2 separate regions of the Homo sapiens genome follow, and region 1 is linked to region 2. The links are chromatin contacts, found by Hi-C or POLR2A ChIA-PET in ENCODE. All regions are on one chromosome and are shown on one strand. Each heading gives the region's core, a stretch centred on a gene start or an enhancer-like site at or near the end of the contact. The rest is flanking DNA. Distances are from core to core; before and after follow the strand shown. Region 1 has its middle 72 kb from the start of PRPS1. Region 2 overlaps TSC22D3 (TSC22 domain family member 3).

What was found. A loop is a pair of places that touch in the nucleus more often than their neighbours do. ChIA-PET counts read pairs that join two places held with the same protein, here RNA polymerase II (POLR2A). Pooled maps may share reads with other maps.
Region 1: a loop to region 2 is called in a pooled map, with 2.4 times the contacts of the local background. The contact joins two enhancer-like sites. A Hi-C loop is called at or near these places in 14 of 168 maps with a recorded cell type or tissue (CD4-positive, alpha-beta T cell, CD4-positive, alpha-beta memory T cell, CD8-positive, alpha-beta T cell and 9 more), 4 of 37 single-sample maps with no recorded cell type and 25 of 50 pooled maps. POLR2A ChIA-PET finds 5 or more read pairs at or near these places in 29 of 52 experiments (B cell, CD4-positive, alpha-beta T cell, CD4-positive, alpha-beta memory T cell and 20 more).

Annotation. Positions count from the first base shown.
Region 1 is chrX:107,697,123-107,704,619 of GRCh38, forward strand. No RefSeq gene overlaps it. Among named protein-coding and RNA genes, the nearest start is that of PRPS1, 72 kb to the left of the region's middle. RefSeq lists an enhancer at 3,378-3,879. Within about 2 kb of position 3,474, at least 11 of the 41 ENCODE cell types and tissues checked have a DNase peak (open chromatin) inside an H3K27ac peak, as active enhancers do; they include B cell, gastrocnemius medialis and sigmoid colon, where a contact is called at or near this core.
Region 2 is chrX:107,735,728-107,742,912 of GRCh38, forward strand. The region is part of intron 1 of TSC22D3 (TSC22 domain family member 3); the gene reads right to left. Among named protein-coding and RNA genes, the nearest start is that of TSC22D3, 36 kb to the right of the region's middle. RefSeq lists an enhancer at 1,066-1,643. Within about 2 kb of position 5,849, at least 30 of the 41 ENCODE cell types and tissues checked have a DNase peak (open chromatin) inside an H3K27ac peak, as active enhancers do; they include B cell, gastrocnemius medialis and sigmoid colon, where a contact is called at or near this core.

The DNA of each region.
Region 1 (7,497 bases), core at 2,224-4,723, 41 kb before region 2:
GGTGCCTGGCCCAGATTTGGACATTTCTAATGACAATCTTCAACTTCAGGGATTCTTCCTCGGTTGATCTAGTGCACTGGTTCATGCCTATAATCTCAGCACTTTGGGAGGCTGAGATGGGTGGATCACTTGAGGCCAGGAGTTTGAGACCAGCCTGGGCAACATAGCAAGACCCCATCTCTACAAAAAATATATATATATAAAATAGCTGGGCATGCTGGTGTGTGCCTGTGGTCCCAGGTACTCCCGGGAGGTCCAGGCTGCAGTGAACCATAATCAAATCACTGCACTCCATCCTGGGTGACAGAGTGAGACCCTGTCTAAAAAAAAAGAGATTTTTCCTCAGCCATGTCTAGTCTACTAATGAGCCAATCAAAGGCATTCTTTATTTCTGTTACTGTGTTTTTGATTTTTAGCATTTTTTAATTCTTTCTTAGAATTTTCATCTCTCTGCTTATGTTATCCATCTTTTTAAAAAATTTTTCTTTTTTCTTTTTTTCCTTACCAGCAGCTAAACCAATATCCATCTATCTTTGCATGTTGTCTCCTTTTTCCATTAAATCCTTTAGCATATTGGTCATAGTTTTTAAACATCCCTAGTCTGGTAATTCCAACATCCCTGCCATATCAGACTCTTTTTTGTTGTTGTTGTTTGTTTGTTTGTTTGTTTTTGTTTTTGATACAAAGTCTCACTCTGTCACCCAGGCTGGAGTGCAGTGGTGCGATCTCGGCTCACTGCAACCTTCGCCTCCCGGGTTCAAGTGATTCTTCTGCCTCAGCCTCCTGAGTAGCTGGGATTATAGGCCCGTGCCACCACACCTGGCTAATTTTTGTACTTTTTAGTAGAGACGAGATTCACCATGTTGACCAGGCTGGTCTCGAACTCCTGACCTCAAATGATCCACCCACTTTGACCTATGAAAGTGCTGGGATTACAGGCGTGAGCCACCGCACCCAGCCCAGACTCCCAGACTCTAGTTGTTATGCTTGTTCAATCTCTTCAAACTACATATTTTTTGTCTTTAAGTATAGCTTGTAATTTTTTTTTTTTTTTTTTGAGACAGTCTCGCTCTGTTGCCCAGGTTGGAGTGCAGTGGCCACAATCTCAGCTCATTGCAACCTCTGCCTCCCAGGTTCAAACGATTCTCCTGCCTCAGCCTCCCGAGCAGCTGGGATTACAGGTACTCACCAGCATGCTCAGCAAATTTTTGTATTTTTAGTAGAGACAGGGTTTTGCCATCTTGGCCAGGCTGGTCTCAAGCTCCTGACCTCAAGTGATCTGCCCACCTCGGCCTCCCAAAGTGTTGGGATTACAGGCGTGAGCCACTGCACCCAGCCATAATTTTTTGTTGATGAGTGGAAATGATGTACTGGGTAAAAGGAACTGCTGTAGATATTTAGGTTGGTGCAAAAGTAATTGCGGTTTTGACCATTACTTTTAATGGGAAAAAAAACACAATTACTTTTGCACCAGTTTAATAGGTCTCTAGTGATGTGGTGGTAAGGTGTGTGGGGAGGGGAAGTGCTCTCTAGTCCTATGATTAGTTCTTAGTCTTTTAGTTAGCCTGTGCTCCTAGGCAGTGAACTTCACCAATGCTTCTCAATCTCTATCCTCCTTAGGTGGGACAAGATGGCTAGAGAGGGCTGAATTTGTGTATTCCCTTTCCTAACATGGAAGGCTAGAGGAAGCTGCAGTTAGAGATTTCCTTCCCCTGGGTTGGTTAGGCTCTGAGAAAACCCCAACTTAGGCATAGTTTTTCCTAAGAGCAGGCTTTTTTTTTTTTTTTTTTTTTTCAGACAGTCTTACTCTGTTGCCCAGCATGGAGTGCAGTGGCACCATCATGGCTCACTGCAGCCTTGACCTCCTGTGCTCAAGTGATCCTCCCATTTCTCAGCCTCCTGTGTAGCTGGGACTACAGGTGCACATCACCACATCTGGCTAATTTTTATTTATGTATTTATTTATTTATTTGTATTTTTTGCAGAGATGAGGTTTCGCCATGTTGCCCGGGCTGGTCTCGAACTCCTGAGCTCAAACTATCTACCTGCCTTGGCCCCCCAAAGTGCTGGGGCTACAGGCGTGAGCCACTGTGCCCAGCCTGGGCAGGCCTTTTTAAGAACAGAATGCTCTGGCATATTTCAGAATAGTACCCTTTCCCCTCCCTCTGCAGGTAGCATGATATTTCTACCTGATACTCACTGTAAGGACATGTAGAGCTTATGGAAGTAAAACTCACAAAAGTGTGGCACCTCCCTTCTCCCCACCATAACTGGTTACCCCTGGAGTTTTTAACTCTCAGGCTTGTTCACACTGAGCCTCCAGGAATTTGTCAATTAAAATTCAAATTTTCTCCCTGGCACTGGTTCCCACAGAGATTTCTGTTCTTGAAAGTTGTGATTCTCTATATCAGCTTTTCTCTCTAATTTTTGAGGTAGCAGTTCGCCCTGTGATTCCACTTCTCTGACAGATCTAAGAAGAGTTGTTAATCTTTCAGTTTGTTCAGCTTTTTACTTGTTGTTGGGATGGAGTGGCAACTGCTAACCTCCTTACATGCTGGGCCTGAAACCAGAAGTCTCTCTGTTTTTGGTTTTGTTTTGTTTTGTTTATTCACTTTGTCTCCCTAACTATACTATAAACTCTGCAGGAAGAGGAACCTTGTTTGTCTTATTCATCCTATAAACTCAGTGTCTAGTGCTGTGCCTGGCACATGGTAGGTGCTTAATATATGTTCAGAGAAAAGAGGAAGATACTGAGAGTCAGAAGACCTGGACTGTGATCTCACGCGAGTTCCTTCCTCTCTCCCAGCCTCAGTTTCCTTACTATCTGATGTTATTCTTGTTTGTTTCTCTATTGTCTGTCTGCCTCCCTCCACTAGAATGTAACCTCCATGAGATTGGGAACCTCATCTGTCAAAGACCCTGCCATATAATAGGTTCTCTATAAATATTTGTTGAATGAACAAATGAATGACTGAATGACTTAATCTACAAAAGGAAGGGATTGACTTTGATAATTTGATGGCAGGGATTTCTGGTAACTTTCCCCTTCCCTACTCAAATGGGTTACCTGTCTGGGCTAGTTTTAAGTACTCCTAAGAGAGATTAATGCCTTTCTGGGAGAGGAACTCAAATAGATTACATGGATTAGAATGATCGGAAGTATATGGAAAATCAACTTGTCAAACTTTGGAACTCAGCAGCTTTTCTTCGTGTTATCCAGGAGAGCACAGGCTGTGCTCCAACATGTGTGTGTGACAACAATTTGAATCTCAGTGTTCAGCCCTTTGAAACCACATAGACTTATGTAATGTGACCCAATTCCTTGGTTTTGCAAAGAAGGGGGGTGTACAACTGGGAGAAGAGAATGCAGTTATTTACCAGTTTCTTCCTAAGAGCAAAAAACAGAATGTTCAGCATTTGTGGGAGGGGCAAGAGTTGTGTTCTGCCTGAGTAATTCTTGCTCACTGGATGGGCAGGATCAGGTGACAAACGTCCATATCTCTGCCTGGCACCAGCATGAGCCCTGCCCAGAGGCAGGAAAAAAATGTTTTAAGTCCTAGTTTCCCCAGCGGTTTGTAACAATGCCCTGGTGTCCCATTTCACAGGCTCAACGGGGGAGATTGAAGGTAATCAAGCTATAGGACCTTCAAAAACAACTCGAAGTAGAAGAGTTCAATTGGTAGCCCCCAAGACCAAAGGAGTTCTAAAGGGCCCCTTGCCTTTTGCTAAAGGCAAACAACAACAACAGCAACAACAACAACAACAACAAAACATATGCTTTGACCTTCTTCAGAGCAGACACTGCCAAGATGATATTGATGCCTTTGGAGGGAGAAGGAGAAAGAACTTATGGGGAATGATTTGGCCCTCAGTGATACTCAGCTGTCTATGTCATTCTCTATAAGGTTAGCAACTGCTCTTCAGCAAGGTTGAAGACTGTTGAAATGGATCCTGTAATCCTACATTTGAGGAAATGGGTGTTACTGAATAATTTTTACCCACAAAAAAAATCTTTTAGCTTTGCAAAAAGCTACATTCCCATAAAAAATAATTCCCTCAAATTAACATCTTCTCAACACAGCCTGTCTGTCCTGAATGTGAGACTGCAGGGTGGAAGAAAGTGTGATTGGTGGGAAGTGGTTTACCTCCCACCCAGTTCCAGTCCCACCCGCCCTCTCCCAGTTCCAAGATTTGAAGATTCTGTGCTGATGTTCCTTTTATAGCCATTAAAAACTAAGAGGATCTTTTCTAGAATTTTGACTTTGGATATCAGGGCCGCAGATTTTGACCTGAGGCTGCCTATTTTAAGGATCACTATCCCCTTTGCCTCCATAAAGACATTTAAGAGCATAGTCTGGGCTCCCAGTTTCTGCAATTTCTTTAGTAAGAGGCCTCTCGGGTCATTTCCTGAGATCCCCCTTGCCTGGGCCATTCTGGCAAAACAGCTCTGCAGCAGCAGGGACACTCCCCCAACCCTCAGGGATGTGCTCTTTTCACTGTGTTCCCAAAGCATATGGCCACACCTGTCAGCCAGCTCTGACCTGCTTGAGTAGGCATAACCCTCTGTGTAGAAGTCAGTGGTCACAGAGCCTGAGAAGCTCTTTCCTGTGCTCTCTTCCTCATTTCTTCTTCTCCCTCCTTTTCATCTCTCAATATATCCAAACACCTGAAGAAGAAACTGCTGGTTGCCTACTCCAATGTCTGTTCTTCACTTCCTTAATAACAGAAACTTGAATCTGTTTGGGGCTAGCAATGTACTCAGTTCAAGAAAGCCCTTCTTTTAGTTAGGAGTGGGCAGACTAGATTCTGGCTAATGAGCTATAAGCAGAAGTGTTGTGCAGTATGTCTGGGAAGCTTTCTTAAAAGGGAGGAGCCATCTTTCTTCCCCTTCCTCCTTTCTGTGGCCTAGATTGTGGATACAATGACTGGAGCTTGAGCAGCCATCTCAGACAATGAGGCAATATGCTAAATACAGTAGGCAGCAACTAGGAAGAAGTTTGGGTCTGTGGTGACTTTATAGAGCTGCCCTATCAACCCTGGACTGTGTACCTTCAGACTTCTCTGATGGGAGAGATGAATAAACTATCTTTTTAAAGCAACTGTTATTATTTTTGCTGTTATTACAGCCAGGGCTAATCCTAACTCATACTATACCACCCCCACCCCGAGAATGAGACTATGGCTTGACAAACAGATCCAGATAATGGTCTAGGGTTTTATGGGTTAAAATATGGATATAGGGAAAAGTAAGCATTTGGAATGTCTTACGTATGGAGTGGGGGATCCCTAGTCAAGAGGCACAGGAATACTAGTAGACTGTAGGCAATTTCCCTTCATAGTACAATTTCCCTTCATAGTAAGCCCCATGAAGACCAGTACATGTCTCTCAGATTTACCACAGTATCCCCAGTGCTTAGCCTGGTGCCTGGCACATAGGATAGGTTAAATTAAAAATTATTAACAGAGGCTGAGTGTGGTGGCTCACACCTGTAATCCCAGCACTTTGGGAGGCCGAGGCAGGCAGATCACTTGAGGTCAGGAGTTTGAGACCAGTCTGGCCAACATGGTGAAACCCTGTCTCTACTAAAAATAGAAAAATTAGCCCAGCATGGTGGTGCACACCTGTAATCCCAGCTACTCGGGAGGCTGAGACACGAGAATCACTTGAACCCAGGAGGCCGAGGTTGCAGTGAGCCAAGACCGCACCACTGCACTCCAGCCTGGGTGACAGAACGAGACTCTGTCTAATTGACAGAATAAACAGTTCAATGTTTTCATAATGGAAATAATCAACAGGCCACCAGTTTACTTAGGTGATATGAAAGAATTTGGGAAAGCTTTCCCACCCCACTGTCCCTACCCAAAAATGTCTTCCCCAATCCATGACTACTATAGCATGTGAACCTCCCAGAAATTTTTCTTTTTCTTCCTTCTTTCCCTCCTTCCTTCCTTCCTTCTTTCGTGTTTTTTTTTTTTTTTTTTTTTTGAGACGGAGTCTTGCTCTATCACCCAGGCTGGAGCGCAGTGGCACGATCTTGGCTCACTGCAACCTCCACCTTCCAGGATCAAGCAATTCTCCTGCCTCAGCCTCCCAATTAGCTGGGATTACAGGCGCGTGCCACCACGCCAGGCTAATTTTTTGTATTTTTAATAGAGACAGGGTTTCGCCATGTTAGTCAAGACGGTCTCGATCTCCTGACCTCGTGATTCGCCTGCCTTGGCCTCCTAAAGTGCTGGGATCACATGCATGAGCCACCGCACCCGGCCTATTTCTTTATTTCTTTTTTTTTTTTTTTTTTTGAGACGAAGTCTCACTCTGTCGCCCAAGCTGGAGTACAGTGGCACGATCTCAGCTCACTGCAAGCTCCACCTCCTGGGTTTAAGCGATTCTTCTGCTCCAGCCTCCTGAGTAGCTGAGATTACAGGCGCCTGCCACCACGCCCGGCTAATTTTTGTATTTTTAGTAGAGATTGGGTTTCACCATCTTGGCCAGGCTGGTCTTGAACTCCTGATCTCGTGATCCACCTGCCCCGGCCTCCAAAAGTGCTGGGATTACAAGTGTGAGCCACTGCGCCTGGCCTTATTTATTTATTTATTTGGAGACAGAGTCTCACTCTGTCACCCAGGCTGGAGTGCAGTGGTGGGATCTCAACTCACTGCAACCACCTCTCCCGGGTTCAAGCCATTCTCCTGTCTCAGCCTCCTGAGTAGGTGAGAATGCAGGTGTGTACCACCACGCCCGGCTAATTTTTGTATTTTTAGTAGAGATGCAGTTTCACAATGTTGGCCAGGCTGGTCTCGAACTCCTGACCTCAGGTGATCCACCCACCTCGGCCTCCCAATATGCTAGTGTTATAAGCATGAGCCACCACGCCTGGCCCCAGAAATTTATTTTTTGATCAGCAAGTATCAGGCACTGTGTTCAGCTCTGAGGATATAGTGTTGAGCAAAATTGATATGGGTCCTGCCCACAGGGATATTCCAGAGTGGCAAGGCAGAAACAGCAAAAATTTGTGAACAAATCATTACAATCTGGGATAAATGCAACAAAACAAAGGTAATGGAGAAAACTTATTTAGACAGAGTGACGGGCAAAGATGTCTCAGAGGAAAGGAGAGCCCAAGGATTGGAACAAGCAGCGAAGCAAAGTCAGGGGAGGGTGCTGGTGGAAGGTTCTGGGCTGACTGAACCAGACACACAAAGGCTCTGAGGAGTATTTGAGGAATGAAAGCAGCTCAGTGGGCTGGAACTTGGTAAGAGCAGGGGAGTGACACGGGAAAAGGCTGGAGAGGTCAGTGGAGGCCAGATCACGCAGGCACTTGTAGGCCATGGGAAGGAGTTTGGACTTTACTAAGTACAATGATAAGCCACTGACAAGCCTAAAGCAAGGGAATGCCATGATCTGATTTTGCATTAAGAAGGAGGTCACTCTAGCTGCTATGTGGAATTGGACAGGGTCCAGTGTGGAGGTAGGGAGACCAACGAGGCTTTTGCCTT
Region 2 (7,185 bases), core at 4,599-7,098:
CCCCCAGCTGACTATTGCTCTCAGAATGCCATTCTTCTTCACTCCTGACATAAGTAGCTGACCCATACCAACGAGTTGGCTTCTTCCCTGAATGCACAATTCTCCCCTTTAGCTTACTTGGCATCCTCTGGCTTCTTTTTGTTGTGTTTTGTTTTTTTACATATTCAAAGAGATGAAAGGAACTCTGAAGATGAACTAGTTCAATTCCCTGCTTTTTTGGGGTGAGGAAACTGAAATTTGGGTAGAGCCAATGACTTGCCCAAGGTCACACAGACAGGTAGGGACAGAGCCAATACTCTAACCAGGCCTGTGTAATTCCAGAGCCTCTGCTCTTTTACTCTGCTCCCTTGCCCTTTAGGCCTTGGCTCGCCAGCCACCATCACCATCCCCTTCTCCAAGTGTACCTCTTTTCCATGACACACCTCTGAGCACTGATTCTGTTCTCTAATTGTTTGCTATGTGTGTATCTAGTTTTCCCAACAACAAAGCAGCCTGAGTGGTAAGGGGCTAACTCATTCCTCTCACTTGAATGAGGTACAGAGGAGGGAAGTGACCTGCCTAAGGTCACACAGCTCATTAGTGATAGAATTGGGAACAGGATCTTGGTCTCCAAGCCTCCACTTGGGGCCACTCCCACTACACCACAATGCAGCACACCTCTCTTTCTCTCCCCATTTTCCCCTTCTGTGCTGTCGTGGAATTTTACAATCTTGTCCCTTTCTCTCTTCTTTATATTCTTCTCCTCATTCCTAACGTCTGCATTTTTCTTAACAAGCCTGCTGGATTTTAGAACTGGAAGGGACCTCTACCTATCACTTAACAGACGAGAAAACTGAGACCAGGAGAGGGAAAACAGAGTGCCTGAAATCACACAGCTAATTAGTGGCACACCTGGGATGCAAGGCCAAGTCACCAGCTCCTAGTTCAGAGCTCTTCCAACCATCGTCTTTCGGTCTGTGCTCGATTTTTATGGCCGTTCTTGCTTGAAAAGCCCCCTTCCAGGCATGACCAGATCCAGCAAGATCTGAGAGTGCTTGGGCCCAGGGTCACACAATGTCCCTGGGGAAAAGTAGAAGGAGCTGAGAGGCCTGGAACCACCCACATCCTCTCACATCCCACCCCGGGAAGCCCAATTTGGCCTTGCTGAGGGCGGTGACTATCAAGTATGTGTTGAGATAAAGTCATAGCCTCTCCAATTCTCAGTTCATGGCCTAGAGAGTGGCGTCAAAGCCCAAATGGGCTGCAAAACGAGGTCAGTTAACTGTCCTCTCAATGGAAAAATCTTGGAAAATCAATAGCACTTATAACGTCAACAGACCCAGAGACCTTTCCTTTGTTTGTTTTTTCCTCCTGGGCCGGTCTCTCTCACCCACCCTGCTGTGAAGGCACAGACAACACAGGAATCCAGCAAGGGAAGTTGCAAAGGCCAGACCACGGCTCCCAGGGCCCCTGGACCAATGGGGGACAAGGGGCATGCTGAGGTATAAATGACTTGTGAAGATCCTGGCCAAGTCCCTCCTTATTCCCCCAGGCAATGTTATTCAGATTCAAGGCCCTCCCTGGCAACTGGCACCTGGTTGGAAATAACCAGGAGCTACTCAAAACTCCAGTAGAGATTCTGGAAGCTCAACCCTGTCCCAGCTTTGTCACACAGGGGTTTCGCTAAGTAAGAGAACAACCAGAAAGCCAATTAGACACCACCATGGGGTCTTCCTGCACTGGGAAGTGTCTGAGGCTCTCAGACTGGAGTGGATGTTGGCCCTTTTCCCAGACATCCTCCCCACTACACACCATGGGTATATTCTACCTTCCCTCCGTGCACAAAGAGGGTGGCTGCCTCCATGCTGCTTTTTTTCTTTTTTTTCAAACAGGCTTCTTCCTGCTCCCAAACTGGTCCTACTGCACAGCCTGTACTTTCTCCCATTAAATGAAGTCCTTCATATGAAAGTATTGTGAGTTGATTCCAACCTGGATTCATTTGACAAAAATTTATTGAGCCCCTACTTTGTGTCAGACACTGGTAGCTTTTCTCAACGTGTTTTGTGCTATCAAAGACCATTGCACCCCATGAGTTCCCATTGAGAAAACAGGGCCAGATCAATGGCAGATTTGTTGCTACCAGGCAGAGAAAGCTCAGCAAAGAGATGTGAATTTAGGTCCTGGGAATAAGTGTGTGCCATCGTGTGGGTCCCTGGACACTGGGATATTGATGCATGGGTGCCTGGGGTGGTGAGCTGAGAGATGCCCTTTCCATATGAACTCCTACGACCAGGAACAAACACTACATCCCAGATAAGTTGTCCTGGCTGGCTGCAAGGGGCAGAAGTGAGGACAATTCCAGGGCTTTCCATAGCTAAGAAACAACTGTGTCCTCTGGTCTTGGTCCTAGCAGCAGGGATCACTGCCTGTTGGCCTCCCAAGCAAGTCAAGGGACAGGCATTTTGGGAGAAGCAGCCCCGTCTTTTCTGATATGTCCCCTGGGCACCTGAGTTTGGTTCCCTTGCTGGTCAAGACACATCTAAAGCATTTAAAGGCAATTAGGTAGCTTTTCAGCGGAGAGTTTTCCTGGTTAAACACCCCATCCCTACCTCTTGAATGCATGAACAAAATTTTGCAGCTCATCTTCTCCTAGGCAAGGTCTTGGCCCTGTGCCTGCTCCCCCAACCCTGCCCTCTGGGTGATCTTGCTCAAGGACGCCAAGGGAGTTGGTGGTAGAGGCTGGGAGCACAGCCCAGGTTTCCTGGATCCTGGCCTGGCACTCTTGCCACCAGACCCCGCTGCCGCTCCCTCTCCTCTCTTGCCCTTTGTGCCCAGTCTGCACCTCCTGGAGGCACATGCCCCACACCCCACTAGTTTTCATGGGCGAGATGTTTCTATTCAACACCAGTTGGCAGTTCAGCCATATGGGGCATAGGGAGTCTGGCCTTCTGCTGCCCATGGGGCCAGACCTAGGTAAAGGGAGGGGGAGAACAGGCTACTCTGCTGGTCTGGGACCAGCAGAGCTGAGTCCTTAAGGCAGTAATTTTTACCAGGGGCTCTAAGTGTGGCCCATGAGCTTGGCTTCCCAGAGCTAGGGCCCGGTCACTGTGGGGTCCCCCCACCCCCACCCTTGTTGCCATGACACATGGTTCTACAAGTGCTGAGTGGCATTGTCAGAGCCGGATGCAAACGGCACGCAGCAGGGGCTAGCTGTGAGCCAGTTGGCCAGCTGACATTTCAGGGTCCAAAGAGCTTGTGTGTACCGGACAAGCTGTTTATTGTGGTCTTGGCACTGCCCGGCCCTTCAGACAGCAACAAATGCTCCCAAACTGGGAAAGGAGAGGAAATAAGGAATCAGTCGTAGCCAAAGAAGACCTGGACTCTCTTCCCTTACACCATTTGCTCCCTGCAGCTGACATGCTGCTGGTGCCAACCATCGGAAGTGCCCTTCCAAGGGAACTGGAGGGGGCAAGCCCCACAAACCTCCATTCGTGAAGACCTACATCACAAATCGTGGAAATGCCCACGTCAGCATCCTCCTGACTACCCAGAGCTCAGAAGCTGCTGCTGAGGGAAGGTGAAGCAATGGGTATATGGACTAGGAATGAGGAATCTTGATGTCACAAGGTTAACTGGCACTTCAATGCTGCAGGCTCCACACGCACACACGCACACACAGGCGCGTGCACACACACACATGCACCCTTTCAGGGAGATGGTCATAAATGGGCTGTGATAAAAATGGTCCTTTCCAGTCCTGGCCTGGTCCTTCCAGATATACTCAAGGTTGACCACACACACGCTGGGGAAACTGTGGCAAGGGCATGCGTGTTGGAGCATAGGTGAGGTTCACAGGTGAGAAAAAGAAGACCCCACATGAGGGAAGCCAGGAAGCCAGAGTCTGGAGAAGTTGTGTGGTAGGTGGAGCTTCCCAGAAGACATTTATTTAGCCCCATGCCCAAGGGCCAGTCTAGTCTGTCCCATGGCCTGAGGGGAAGCCCTATCTGGGAGGGACAAAATCAGGGATAATGGGTTCAGCTCTGCCTCAGGCTCTTGACTTCTGCACCTCATTCCACCCAGGTTTGTAACTGCCAGGGCTGGACACACATAATTACTGAAGTGTCTTCTTAGTGTCCCGCTTGGGGTCTTTGATCTGTCTATGGTTGATCACATAGTCAGTCCTATCAGCCCAGTGGTGTGTGATCGACACGATTGATCATCACACATACACTGGGCAATGGGAATGAATACCAGCAGCTAACAGTCATTGAGCACCTGCTTTGTGCAAAACGTGGCTCAAAGCACTTCATATACAGTATATATGTTATCTCAATCAACTTTCTCCAGACTCAGGAGGTCAATATTGTATGTATCACTTCCAGTTTGCAGAGGGGAAATCTGAGGCTCAGAGAGGCAAAGTAACTTACCCAAAGTCATACCGGGTAGAGAAAGTGGCTGACTAGGGATTCAAATTGAGGTCTGGCTGGCTCCAAAGCCTGAGCTCATTACGCTTCAGGGCCACTTGTGACTAAGCATATGAGCATGCCCATTTGTAGAAGAAGCCTCAGGGAAGGAAAGAACAGTAAGAGAGATCGTGCTGGGCATGGTGGCTCACGTCTGTAATCCCAGCACTTTGGGAGGCCGAGGCGGGCGGATCACGAGGTCAAGAGATCGAGACCATGATGGCCAACATGGTGAAACCCCGTCTCTACCAACAATACAAAAATTAGCTGGGCCTGGTGGCACACGCCTGTAGTCCCATCTGCTCGGGAGGCTGAGGCAGGAGAATCGCTTGAACCCGGGAGGCGGAGGTTGCAGTGAGCCAAGATCGTGCCACTGCACTCCAGCCTGGCGACAGAGCAAGACTCAGTCTAAAAAAAAAAAAGAGAGAGAGAAGATCCAAGAGCTTGGCTGAGGTTGAAGAACCATGACGGTGAAAGAGTGGGTGTACAACAGAGGGAGGATGGGCAGCAGAGTGCCCAGCAGATGCCAGAAGCTAAGATTATCTAAGTTTGTGGCCTTGTCCCTCTTGGTAACCCCCATAGCAACCAAAACTGGTGTCTGCCATTTCACTGGTACTCATTCAGCCAAACTCTGCTAAAGAATGAATAAGCTCAACATGGCAACCTTGGGAAATACACACAGACCAAGTTACTGCCTCCCACTTGGTAAGACCCAAGCTTTAAAGTGAGTTTCCCCAGAGTCCGGGTCACCAGACATTACTTAAGCCCCAAGCACATGACAGGCATTGGGAGTAGGGAGATGAACATCACAAGGATCCTGCCCTTGAGGTGTGGCCAGGCTGGCAGGGGAGATGTTAGGTTTGCCTAAGCCATCTCCAGGGGTCTACTGAGGTGTGGGCTATGGTTAGGGAAGAGAATGAAGCCCCTAGACCTCCTCAGGGATGAGGTTGTTGCCTTCAGCTCCCAGAACTCAGCACTGCCACTCACAGAACTAGGCAGCCCCACTGGCATCTTTCTCCCTGGGGTTGCTTCTACAAACGCAGCTCAGAGCTGCCTTTTGGGGCTATGCTGGCCACTTTAGCTGGCAAATTGGGAGCCTGAAATGAGTGAGGACTGGGAGAAGGGGCGAAGCCACCGTAGATCCCCCTTTCCCTTTCTTTCTTAGTGTGTGGCAGTGAAGCCCCCTCAACCACACCCCAGCAAGGGGAGAACAACTTTCCTCAGAGCTCTCCCCCACTCCCACATTGTCTCCTCCCACTCTGGGAAGCCCAAGGCTTAGAGAAATGAATCCAAGTCATTAACTAATTAATGAATATGGATGGCAAAGTTGCTGAGGTTGCTGGAAAACACCCTGTTGCCGCCAACACACACAGCGCAGCCAGGCACCCGCCTCCCACCATGGGCGAAAGGAGGCTAAGGAGAAACTATTGGACTGTATCTTCCTAAGGCTCTAGCTGCAGCAGAAGCGCCCACAACGCAGCAGCCCCTTGCTCAGTGCCTGGAGACCAACTCATGGGTAACACATCCCTTTGCAAGAACGGCCTCCTCCAATCCAGCTGGGGCAGCAATCTGCTCACTTGCTCAGCATCAAGGGTACTCTCTGTGGTCCAAGGAATTCTGTCTGTAGGGCTAGCCCAGTGCAAAGTGCAAGGCTGCAGGAGATGGATGGATGGAGATAGGAAAAGGGGAGAGAAAAGGAGAAGGAGAGACTGAGAGGCACACACAGCTGGCAAGAGCCCATCTCCAGCTGTTGGGCGGGCTGTTTCCTTTGATAAAGCACTTGGCAGTACTCCCAGTTCTGTAGTTTCTGGCCTGCGAAAGCACACCCGGAGCACGAGCCTGCCTGTGGGAGGACTTCAGCCTTGCTTTGTTTTCTTTCTTTCCTTTTTTTAAGCTTTAGAAAAGGCCCCTCCCCTCCCAAGGAACCTTGTCCCTCCCCCAACACCTCGGCAAAGTGAAGTTGCACCAGCAGGTGATGTGGGCTGGGCTTCCGGGTGCCTTCACAGAAAGTCAGTGCCACAGAGCCATGTTAAAGGGCTTGGGACGGGTGTGCAGTTAAGTCTCAGCATATACTTTCAGGCACATGTATTTGAGAGAGAGAGAGAGAGAGAAAGAGAGAGAGAGAGAGAGAGAGAGAGAGAGAGAGAGAGTGTGTGTGCGCGCGCGCGCGGTGTTTAGGAAGGGGGGAGGGAGCGGGGGAGGGAGGGAGAGAGAGAGAAAGAGAGAGAGGGAGAGAGACTGAGTTGTGTGTGTCTGAGAGGCTCTGCTTGTTTGTTGTGGTTGATGCTGCCTTCTGTGTGGCACATCACCACTGTTCTCCCCGCCGAGGCTCCTTTCAGCTCACTAATGCTTCCCTGGAAGGCCTGGGAAATAGAGGGAGTCCCCATGTCACAAGATCACACAGAACAACAAGCCTCTCTGCCCGCTGGTCTTCTGGCTTTGTGGAAGTCCGTCTCTCCCCCTTCACCCTCCTTCATAAAAGGAGCAAGGGGACTTGAAGGCATCCAAGGTCCCTTGCAGGGACCAGAGCCTGTAATATGGCAAGTCTGCCTGCCCCCTCCCTGCATTTACAGTCCAATGACCCAACGGCCCCAGACCCCAGACAGTTTAACCAGCCCACGCACGTCCTCCCTGCGAGTTTCCCAGATTCCTGAGGGGAACCTGATCCCGCCCTGGGATCAGTATGGGCTCTTCACATCATCCGCGAGAGATCCCTGCTCCTCGGGAGCCCCGAGAGCAGCGC